Linked DNA regions of Homo sapiens: region 1 is linked to region 2. Evidence: chromatin loops called from intact Hi-C (ENCODE). Cell type or tissue: PC-3. All regions are shown on one strand. Each heading gives the region's core, and the rest is flanking DNA. Links, peaks and the distances in the headings are about the cores only.

Region 1 (5,380 bases), core at 172-5,171, 340 kb before region 2:
GTGAGTCAAGGACAGAGCCCAAACCTAGCTCATTCAACCCCACATTCCTCCCACTACAGCCCACAGTGTCTGTGTTGGCAAAGACTGCTGTGAGGGAGCTGGTCGAGAGGTCATCAGTGAAACTGGAACGAGGACAGCTCTCACTCTGTAGACCCAGGACCTACAAAGAATTCCTCAAATTCCCAGACTCAGCCTTCAGCCTGGATCTCAATGCCCATCAGAATGAAAGCTCCAAGTGCATCACAACTGCCTTGTTGGTGGTCGAACTTCAGTGCCTAGAACAGTGCTGGTATAAAGCAGACATACAATAAACACTTGATGGATTTTTTTCGATGAATGTCTCATACCTAGTTCAGAGATGTTCTCCTCCCAAAGTCACCTCTGTTTGGTTTGTACATTAAAAACCCTAATAGGTGATGCTTATTATGCTTTAGAGTCACTTTCCAAATATGGGCAAGAAAAAGCAGAGAGCTGCAGAGGGGTCAACAAAAGCCAAAGGCACTGAGGGAACACTTCAAATATATGATAAACTATTCCTTCCAATCAAGAAAGCTACAGCAGACTGAATATCCCCTGCAAAGATGTCCACACCCTATTCCTGGAGTCTGTGAATATGCACATTTCATAGCAAATGCACTGTGTAGATGTAATTAAAGTTATGAACCTCAAAATAAGGAGATTATCCTGGATTATGTGAATGGGCCCAAACTAAACACCTGAGCCCTTAAAAGTAAAGAACTTTCTCTGACTGGAGACAGATGTGACAGGAGGCGTCAGAGGTTTAAAGTGTGAGAGATACTCAACCCACTTGTGGGAGAGGAGTCACATGAAAAGCATAAGAAGGAATGATGGCAACCTTTAGGAGCAAAAACCAGCCCCTGCTGACAGCCAGCAAGGAAATGGACTTCAGTCCTACAACTGCACGGGACTGAATTCATCTGATATCCTGGATGAGCTCCAAAGCAGATTCATCTTCAGAGCCCCCCCAAAAAAACACAGCCCCACAAACACCTTGATATCAGCCCTGTGAGCCTCTAAGAAGTAGACCTAGGTGAGCTCTACTGTATCCTGGCTTCTGGCCTTATGAAATAATAAATGTATGTGGTTATAAACTGCTAAGTATTTGGTGACTTGTTATAGTAGCAATAAAAAAAAAAAGTACAATCGGAAGCAAATCAATCTCTCGGGCCAAAATTTGCTGGTCCACTACTATGGCTCCTTCCTGCAGTCCAAAACAGATTGGAGGTTTCTGTGAGACAGGAAGGTGGCCCTCTCCTCGCTCTGGGAAAGGTACATGCTGCTTTAGGAAGGACCCAAGAGAAAGTTAAGAAAAGTTCACCTGCCCAGCACACTCTACAGCAAAATACACCTTGCTGAGCAGCAAGACAAAAGAAGCCCCTGCCAGGTGGCCCTGAGCTCCTCCTAGAAGTTGTTAACTCAACAGTACAAATACAATGAGCGCACTCCATAACAAGTCTCCCTCATGACTAAGTGCATTTATCCCACAGATAATATTTCATATATCCACCCACCTTTGTTCTCATCAAAAGGATATCTTTTGAGTTGAGTCCAGCTCCTAGAAAATACCTGACACATAATAAGAACTGAATAAATATTGCTCAATGCATGAGTAAGATTTTTAAGTAAAAAGCAGAGAACACCTAATGGAAACTGCTCTTAACCCCAGGGAACTTTAAAAACACAACAGCGTTCTGACATCCAGTATTAATTTTCACACAAGGTACGGACTGAGACATAAATAAGAATCTTTGGGTGAAAAGTCTTGACAATATCTGAGCAAGAATGCAGTTTTTCACTGAAATACTCACCAGGACCACTTCGCTTGGTATGAGTTCTAACACTGATCTACAGAAGAAAACTTCTATCTTTTTTTTCTTTTTCTGAGACAGAGTCTCACTCTGTCACGCTGGCTGGAATGCAGTGGAGTGATCTCAGCTCACTGCAACTTCCACCTCCTGGGTTCAAGCGATTCTTGTGCCTCAGCCTCTTCAGTAGCTGGGATTACAGGTGTGCGCCACCACGCCTGCCTGGCAAATATGTGTATTTTTAGTAGAGAGGGGATTTCACCACGTTGGCCAGGCTGGTCTTGAACTCCTGGCCTCAAGTGATTCATCCGCCTCGGCCCCCACAATATGCTGGGATTACAACAGATGTGAGCCACTGTGCCTGGCTGAAAACTTCTATCTTGACGCAATTGTTTTCAAGGACATAATTTCTACTACTCATGTCAATTAAATTATCAACTTCTATTTATTGAGCACCTATTGTGTGCCAGGCCCCACACCAGGCTCTTCATATGTGTAACCAATAATCACAACAAAGAGTCAAATATATTATGTGTATGTAGAAGAAGAGAAAACTGAGGCTTACAGGGACTAAATAATTTATCCGACATCAATGCTGGTAAAATATTCAAATGCAATATTCAAACCCAGACCCAGCTGACCCTCCCACACTGCCATACTTTCCCCATGTTGCCAAAACACTGCTTTCCAGAGCACCCAGATTCTGAAGGAGGCCCAGGAGAAACTCACAATACCCTTGGCTGGAAACAGGGAAACACTCACGCACACACAAAAGGAGAAATGTTTCAAAATATGTCTCTCGTGAAATTCCACTTTTGGTACAGAAGCACATATTGAAAGAAGAGTTTCTCTCCCCATCATGTTGGGCTTTGCATCTCCGGTTGCTGCTACTGCTGCACTTCTTGGCACAGTTAACTGCCCATGTGCAATGTCATCACATGTCACATCCATCTACCATCACAAATGTTGAAATTTCAACCAAGCAGCAATAGAAAAAGGCTGCTTAATGCAAATCAAGTATCAGTCCCAGCATTCCAATTAAGGCCCTGCTTAATTCAATAAGTAAGAGTCACATTTCAAAATGTTTGGAAGTCATTTCATCCTAAAGCCTTCCTCAGAAATCATCTTTACACAAAACAATCCTGATCACTCATTCTACTCTAACTCAAGAGCCCCATTTTGAAGAGAGGTCTCTTGGTAACAGCAGAGGGGCAGAAGCAGAACCTGAGTGCTCCACAAACCCGAGATATGCAGAAAGCACCTGGTAGTAGCCACCTTAATCAATACCTGGTCATAAACCAACGCATCCACAAGGCACAACCACAACACAGCAGGATGGGACACAGTGTAGCTGACGGTTCTGAAGGTGCATTTCCCTGCACTCTGTCACGCTGCTAATCCTCCCAGAGAGATACTGTCAGGTTGAAACCTGAGCTGTTAATTATCAGATGATGAGGGCTAAACAGTCATTCTACTATGAGTATAATTCAGGCATTGTGTGAGTGGAGGGATTTTACCGGGTTGTGTACACAATAGGTGTTTAATGAGTAAACAGAAGTGAAATGGAATGAATGGGCACAGCACCGGAACAAATTACAATGTCTTCTAAAAACACCCATCTTTTCCAAAATTTCAATCATTCCAGCTGAAAGGGTGAGCATTTGTCATGCAGTGAAGCAGCCCAAAACAGTCCAAGAAAATGGTTTTGTAACAAAGTTTTGTACCATTCATAATAACCTTTCACCCTCTATGATTCACAGCACAAAAAAGACCAACAGGCTGCAAATGTCTGCACAAGTCAGCTTCTCTAACTTTTTAGGCCAGTTACTTAGGGTTGCAAAGATCCCTGTAGAGAAATATACCTTACTTTAAAATTATAACATGGGACCAGGCACGGTGACTCATGCCTTTAATCCCAACACTTTGGGAGGCCGAGGTGGGCAGATCACTTGAGCTCAGGAGTTCGAGACCAGCTGGGCAACATAGTGAAACCCTATGTCTACTAAAAATACAAAAAATAGCTGGGCGTGGTGGCAGGTGCCTGTAGTCCCAGGTACTCGGAGGCTGAGGCATGAGAATCACTTAAGCCTGAGAGGCGGAGGTTGCAGTGAGTCGAGATCGCGCCACTGCACTCCAGCCTGGGCAACAGAGTGAGACAGATCTCAGCTCACTGCAGCCTCCACCTCCTAGGCTCAAGCGATCCTCCTGCCTCAGCCTCCCGAGTAGCTGGAATTACAGGTGCCCACCATCACGCCCGGCTATTTTTTGTATTTTTGTAGAGACAGGGTTTCACCATGTTGGCCAGGCTGGTCTCAAACTGCTGACCTCACGTGATCTGCCCGCCGTGGCATCCGAAAGTGGTGGGATTACAGGCGTGAGCCACCACACCTGGCCGATACAAAAACTTTTTGATGGTCAATCAAAGGTATGAATCCTGAAGTGTGTTTCTAAGGTCACATTCTAGGGTATGATCTGGGAACAGGGTCCAGAAACTGAGTATTCTTAATTCTCTGGGAGGACCAACTCTCTATAAAGAATTCGTGCTGCACAAAATCCAAGAGTATTACAATTTCATTTTATTATAATAAGGAACATCTCTTTCCAGATACATCCTTCCTCCAGGAATCTTTCCCTGGTTTTAAGAGAATCTATCTGGTGAGTAGAAAACCAGAATCCTGGATATTAAATGATGATGTTTGGGGTAGCGAGAGGAATTTCACCAGAGCTCTCAGAACACCTAGAGACATATTTGTTCTGGAACTATATAAAACACTCTGATGACCAAACTGCTCAGGCTCACCAGTATTTTTTGGTTAAGAATGAATGGGTATTCTCATAGAGTGCTTCTCTGAACTATTGATTCCTAGGCTGAAAAAACTTCGTCGGAATTTTTCTTTGCAATGTTATTACTAAGTAAGCTAAATAGTGTGGTCTCATCTAATTCCAGGGCCTTCCAACTGTGACAGCCCACAATGTCATCTTTATGATGGGTTTTTAAACATAAATAGATATCCATCTTCCCATCAATGGTTTCAAGACTTTTTTTTTTTAAATATGAAGAACTCTGTTTTCAAATGAGCTCTTGCTTAGTATTATAATAGTAAAAACATGAAAAAGCAGGTCTTCTCTGATTGAAACAAGCACAAAAAACTTTTGGCTTAAACTCAGCCACACCCAGCTTATTCTTCCCATTCACCCTTTGGGAGATGGCCCAAAAGTCTGAAAGAACACTAAGAACACTTAGAATACCACTGAACTAAATTATATCACAAACTCCCAGCCAGCCGTACTTTTCTACAAAACAAAGTCATGCTGTCCAAGGAAAAGCCTCACATTCCGAAAGCATTAGTGCTTGAAGTTTCTCCAGTGAGCAAGTCTACTCACCAGGATTGGCTTCAGGATGTCCATGTTGGAACGAAGTACTCGCTCTGCTGCAGCCAGTTTCTCCCTTGGTAGGCCACAAAGCTCAGAAACTTCTTGGTCACCAAGTTGAATCATCTCTTCTGATTTTGATCCATTGCACAGACTTGTCAAATGTAACTGGTAGCCTTGCA
Region 2 (5,380 bases), core at 300-5,299:
ATTGCACAGGTGGTGGCAGAGAGCTTTCAGTTGCCCCTGAGGGTTCTGTCCAGGGAGTTGCAGAGCTTCCATTGACTCGATAGCTCTGGTGGCAGGGTGGCTGGAGACCCAGGCCTGGAGGACCTTCCCAGTAAGGAAGTATGGGAACGGACACCCATATAAGTATGGCAACTTTTCCGTAGGGCTGCTGCAGTATGCTGAGGGCCTGCTCCATTCCCTAGTCACCTTGGATTTTCTAGAACCTGAAGGTATCAACAGTGAAGGCTATAAAACAGCAAAGACAGCAGCCTTTCTCTCCCTCTGGGAACTCTGTGCCAGAGAGGTACGAATCTGTTGCTGGCCTGAACATACCTGTAGGAGGTGGCTGGTGACCCCATCTGGGAGGTCCCATCCAGTGAGGAGAAACAGGTTCAGGGACCCACTTAAAAAATTGTTGAGCCACGTTTATGTAAAGCCGTTGTGCTATGCTGGGGGACCGCTTCCGTCCTGGGTTGGCTTGGACTCTCCAAAGGCTAGAATGGCTAAGTTGCCCAGCAGCAAAGATGGTGGCCCGGTCCCTCTCTGGGAGCTCTATCCCAGGGAGGTTTCAAATCTCTGTCAGCCGAAGAACACTGGCGAGAGTGGCTGGAGACCCTGGTTGTGAGGTCCTGCCCAGTGAGGAGGAATGGGAACAGGAACCTGCTTTAAAAAGCAGTCTGGCCACATTTTCGTAGAGCAGCTGTGCTGTGCTGGGGGACTACTTCCATCCCCGGTCAGCCTGGACTCGCCAAAGCCAGGACTGGAACAGCTAAGTAGCCCAAGCAGCAAAGATGGTGACCTGTCCCTTCCCCTGTAAGTTCTGTCCCAGGGAAGTGCAGCACTGCTATTGGTGGCTGGCTGGAATTCCAAGCCAGTGGGTCTTATCCTGTGAGGTGTCATGGAAGTGGAACCTGCAGAATGTCACTGCTCGGCCCCCTGGATTCAGCCCCTTTCCTAGGGGGGTCTAACCTCCCACTTTGCTGGAATTGCAGCTACTTTTGTCAGGAAGCCCAGAAAGCCCAGGTATCTAAGGCTCCTGGGTCTCTGCATGTACCTGAGCAGCTGCTCTGCCAAGGCTCCATGTAGCTCTGTGTGTCAGACTGAAGGCCCTGGTGGAGTGGGTTCACGAGGGGATCTCCTGACACAAGGATTACAAAGATCTTTGGGAACAGGGTGGGTTCCCAGGGTCACATATGCTCTCACCACTTCCCTGGGCAGGGGGAGGCTCCCCTGGCTCTGTGGCACTCCTGAGTGAGCTACTGTCCTGCCCTGCTATTCTCCATTCTCCATGGGTCAAGTTGTTTCCTTGATTAGTCCCAATGCATGTACCTGGATGTTTCAATGAAGGTACTGTATTTACTCACCCCTTTGATTCCTCTCTGTGAGAGCTACGCACACTACCTGCTTCTAGTCGACCACCTTGGCCACCTCCTGCCCCCAGCAGTCCCGTTTCCCTTTTTTTTTTTTTTAAAGATGGAGTCTCAGGCCGGGCGCGGTGGCTCACACCTGTAATCCCAGCACTTTGGGAGGCCGAGGCGGGCGGATCACAAGGTCAGGAGATCGAGACCATCCTGGCTAACACTGTGAAACCCCGTCTCTACTAAAAATACAAAAAATTTGCTGGGCGTGGTAGTGGGCGCCTGTAGTCCCAGCTACGGGGAGACTGAGGCAGGAGAATGGCATGAACCCGGGAGGCGGAGCTTGCAGTGAGCTGAGATCGTACCACTGCACTCCAGCCTGGGCGACAGAGCGAGACTCCGTCTCAAAAAAAAAAAAAGAAAAAACAACAACAACAAAGATGGAGTCTCACTCTGTCGCCCAGGCTGGAGTGCAATGGTGTCGTCTCAGCTCACTGCAACCTCTGCCTGCCAGATTCAAGCAATTCTGGTGCCTCAGCCTTCCAAGTAGCTGAGATTACAGGCATGAGCCACCACACTGGGCTAATTTTTTGTATTTAGTAGAGACGGGGTTTCACCATCTTGGTCAGGCTGGTCTCGAGCCCCTGACCTCAGGTGATCCTCCCGCCTTGGCCTCCCAAAGCACTGAGGTTACAGGCGTGAGCTACTGCGCCTAGACTCTGTTTTCTTATCCTTTTATTAGTCCCGTTGTGTTACTGTGTGCAATACTCGCTGCACATTTTAGCGGACTTTAAATGTGCTGCAACCGTTGAGTTGGATCTGCTATACTCTAAAGAGGAGAGACTCCTCTATTAGGTTGGAATCAGTATTTCCACGGTTTCATTAGTGAGGATTCAGACACCCAGATCCTTTCTCAAAAAGGGAGTTGTACTCACAAATGCCTGTTTTATAGAGATCCACACCCATATTCTAGGAATGCCCTTTTTCCTTGTGCATACAGCTGAGTAATGGGTCTTCTCAACTTTTTTTCTGAGGAATGAAAGAGGAAGGTGTTTGTATTTGTTCTCTATTGCTACATAAAAATTACCACAAATTTCGTGACTTAAAACGACACCCATTTTTCAGTTTGCGGTTTTGTAAGTCGAAAGTTCAATGCTTTCACAATCAAACAGGAGACAACAGTGGGTCTAGCTGCCCAGGAGGAGTGATCTGGGAAACTAGGTCATTTTACACCAGAGCCATGACCTTGGCTAGCCAACTCTTTAGTGCTACAGCCACTTCAGTCAAGGAAAAGAAAAGGACAGGATTCAGAGTACTTTTGAAGAGCGTGAGAAAGCAGCTGAATTGGGGTTTTGCTAGGTTTACAGACTTTCCTGAGTGTTTCTGAAACCTGACTTCAGATCAAAATTTCATTTCCTATGACAGGATAGTTGGGACTGTGTTGGATTCATCAGCACACTGAAATTTGTCTAAGTCTCCAAAAAAAAAAACAAAAAACAAAAAAAACAAAACTCTCCTGACTCTTTAACTTTTCTTCTGTTGTCTGGACTCCCTTGAGGCTGCTCTTAAACTATTCTCTTTTCCAAGGTACCCTGAAAGAAAACGAATCTCTCAGGGCTTCAAAATGCAAAAGCAGCCAAAATCCTCCCTTTGCTTCCCATTTTTTTCTTTTTACTTTGAGACAGGAGTCTCATTCTGTCACCGAGCCTGGAGTGCAGTGGTGCGATCTTGGCCCACTGCACCTCTACCTCCCGGGTTCAAGTGATTCTCCTGCCTCAGCCTCCCGAGTAGCTGGGACTACAGGTGCATGCCACCATGCACAGCTAATTTTTGTATTTTTAGTAGAGACAGGGTTCACCATGTTGGCCAGGCTGGTCTCAAACTCCTGACCTCAAGTGATCTGCCCACCTTGGCTTCCCAAAGTGCTGGGATTACAGGCATGAGCCACTGAGCCTGGCCCCGTTGCTGTTACAATAGACTTACAGTCTTCACTTAGGCTTAAAGGAAGACACCTGAGCAGAATTGGGGTTCGTTTTACTATTCCAGTCTACAAGACAGAATTTGAAGGCTGCCACTCTCTTACTTTCTCTAACATGCTGCATTTTCACTTTTAAAGAACAGAGGCAGCTAAAGGCAGGTCTGTGTTCTCTCTCGGTTGGAGACATTTTTTACAACCAGTTTCGTTAACCAGTTAGAAAGCCTTCTTTTTTATTTGATATTTAAGATTTATGTGGCTCAGTTGCTTGAATGTAGCAAAGACTCACGTGCATTTAAATAGTATGCTTGGTTCTAAGATGTCAGAAGAGGCCAGATACTGCTACGGCTCTTTGGGATTCAAGATACCAAGCAGTTGCAAGAAGAGGAATGTGTGAATGGGCTCTCCAAGAGAAATAGCAAATGCTCCTATTTCTGCTTCTTTTGGTAATAGTCCCACTTAAAGGATACGGTTGTTAACCTACAACAGGAAAGGGATGCTAAATCTGGTGGAGAGTGAAGAAGATATTACAGTGAGGAAAAAGGAATTAACCTATAAAAACTATGTGGGGAACGGCTTATTACTTTGAGTTGACCTTGAGACTTTTCATCGCCTACTTCTGTGCCACCAGCTGGCTTCACATGGACAATAAACTTCTCCAAAATACTTAGTGTAAAGTTGTTGTTTGTCTTCATTAATTTACCCTGGTGACCCCGGGGTGGGACATTACTCCATAGGGGGTAGTGCAGTCTCAGGATAACCCTAGCCACCCACTCAATTACCAAGGGCCAAATTGTCACACATAGCTGTTTACCCACTGCTTCCCTTTTGGCAGCCTTACCTGTGGTTATGGTTGCCCCCCACGTCCCTAGCAAACCCAACTTTGTCTTTCTCACTTTTATCAGTATATTTCTATTCAGCAGCCAAGCTATCCTGGACCAATGGCACCGTCTAGTCCATATGCCTAACACATGGCAGGCACTTAAAATACATTAACTGAATCCAACACTTCCTCCTTTACTTCCAAATTAACATATTCTCTCAAATGGATGGGACTTATCTCTTTCTTATTCTAGATGCTGTTTTCTCTGACTCTGTACCAGGACAGCGAAATGACTATTCCTACTTTCAGAGATATTGCCCCACCTAGATATCACCTAGGTGTCACAGATCCTAGGCATTCATTTTTTTAAATCCACCTTGAGAAAATTTGTACATTAAATTGTTGCTCCTTGGTTCCAAATGGCTTATTTAGGACCTTTTTGACAAGTAGCTTGTCAAAGCATTTGACTGTTTCCTTTATTGACAACACAACCTTTCTCTTGCAGGTTGACACCAGAGAAAACACTAAACTTTCAAGTATCTAATCTTTATCCAAGTTCCAGTTGCAGAAAATAATATTTTTGAAGAATTACCTAAAGGATGTGTAGTTCAACCATTCCTCTGAGCCATCAAAATGTTATCTTTGGATCAAGTCAAACCATCGGAGAAAATTGATTTGGCTTTTGCTTGTTGTGGCTGGTGTTTTGACATTAACCTACAGGGAGGGAGATCATTTTTAAGAGACCATAAAAAAATTTTGTTTGGGAGCCTTTTATAGACATGTTGTCAAAGGCTGTCACAAAGTATTTTCTGGAGGATTACGCAAGAGAAGTTTCTCTTCATTCTCAGTTCTAGGAATTTGACTTTATTTTACGTACACTGTGAATAAGACCTCTTTGCATTCATTTTAGGAAGCTCAATTTTAAGTTGGTGGCCCATCTTTAACAATGCGTAGGACCTCAAAATTTTGTATGCTGACCTTATCTCTGGCTTTACTATAATTTGCTACTCTTTGCTACTTTATTGTAATCTGGCTACCCTTTGTTTTTTTCTGTTTGCTCAGATTTCCCTACTTAATTTTTTACTGTAGTATACTGTATATTTTTGGAAGCTGCCACAAATCCTTTGGAGAAGAAGGCAGACATAAATATATTGTGATTTTTATTAATTCAAAGATCTATGTCGATCAATCTCAAAACTATATTAT

What was found. A loop is a pair of places that touch in the nucleus more often than their neighbours do. Peaks named below come from ENCODE experiments on the same cell type or tissue, not always from the same donor. Only the 100,000 strongest peaks of a DNase experiment are listed, where the experiment ranks them.
Region 1: a loop joins it to region 2, with 22 times the contacts of the local background. A loop is called at or near these places in 1 of 110 quality-filtered maps.

The regions. Positions count from the first base shown.
Region 1 is chr9:104,853,312-104,858,691 of GRCh38, forward strand. ABCA1 (ATP binding cassette subfamily A member 1) reads right to left here. Exons shown (of 50, transcript NM_005502.4): 7 at 5,211-5,380. Among named protein-coding and RNA genes, the nearest start is that of ABCA1, 72 kb to the right of the region's middle. In PC-3, for the core only: no CTCF peak of the experiment used is centred there; a DNase peak (open chromatin) is centred at 1,520; H3K4me3 peaks cover 827 bases; H3K27ac peaks cover 3,966 bases.
Region 2 is chr9:105,189,432-105,194,811 of GRCh38, forward strand. No RefSeq gene overlaps it. Among named protein-coding and RNA genes, the nearest start is that of SLC44A1, 53 kb to the right of the region's middle. In PC-3, for the core only: no CTCF peak of the experiment used is centred there; a DNase peak (open chromatin) is centred at 2,460; H3K4me3 peaks cover 396 bases; H3K27ac peaks cover 2,268 bases.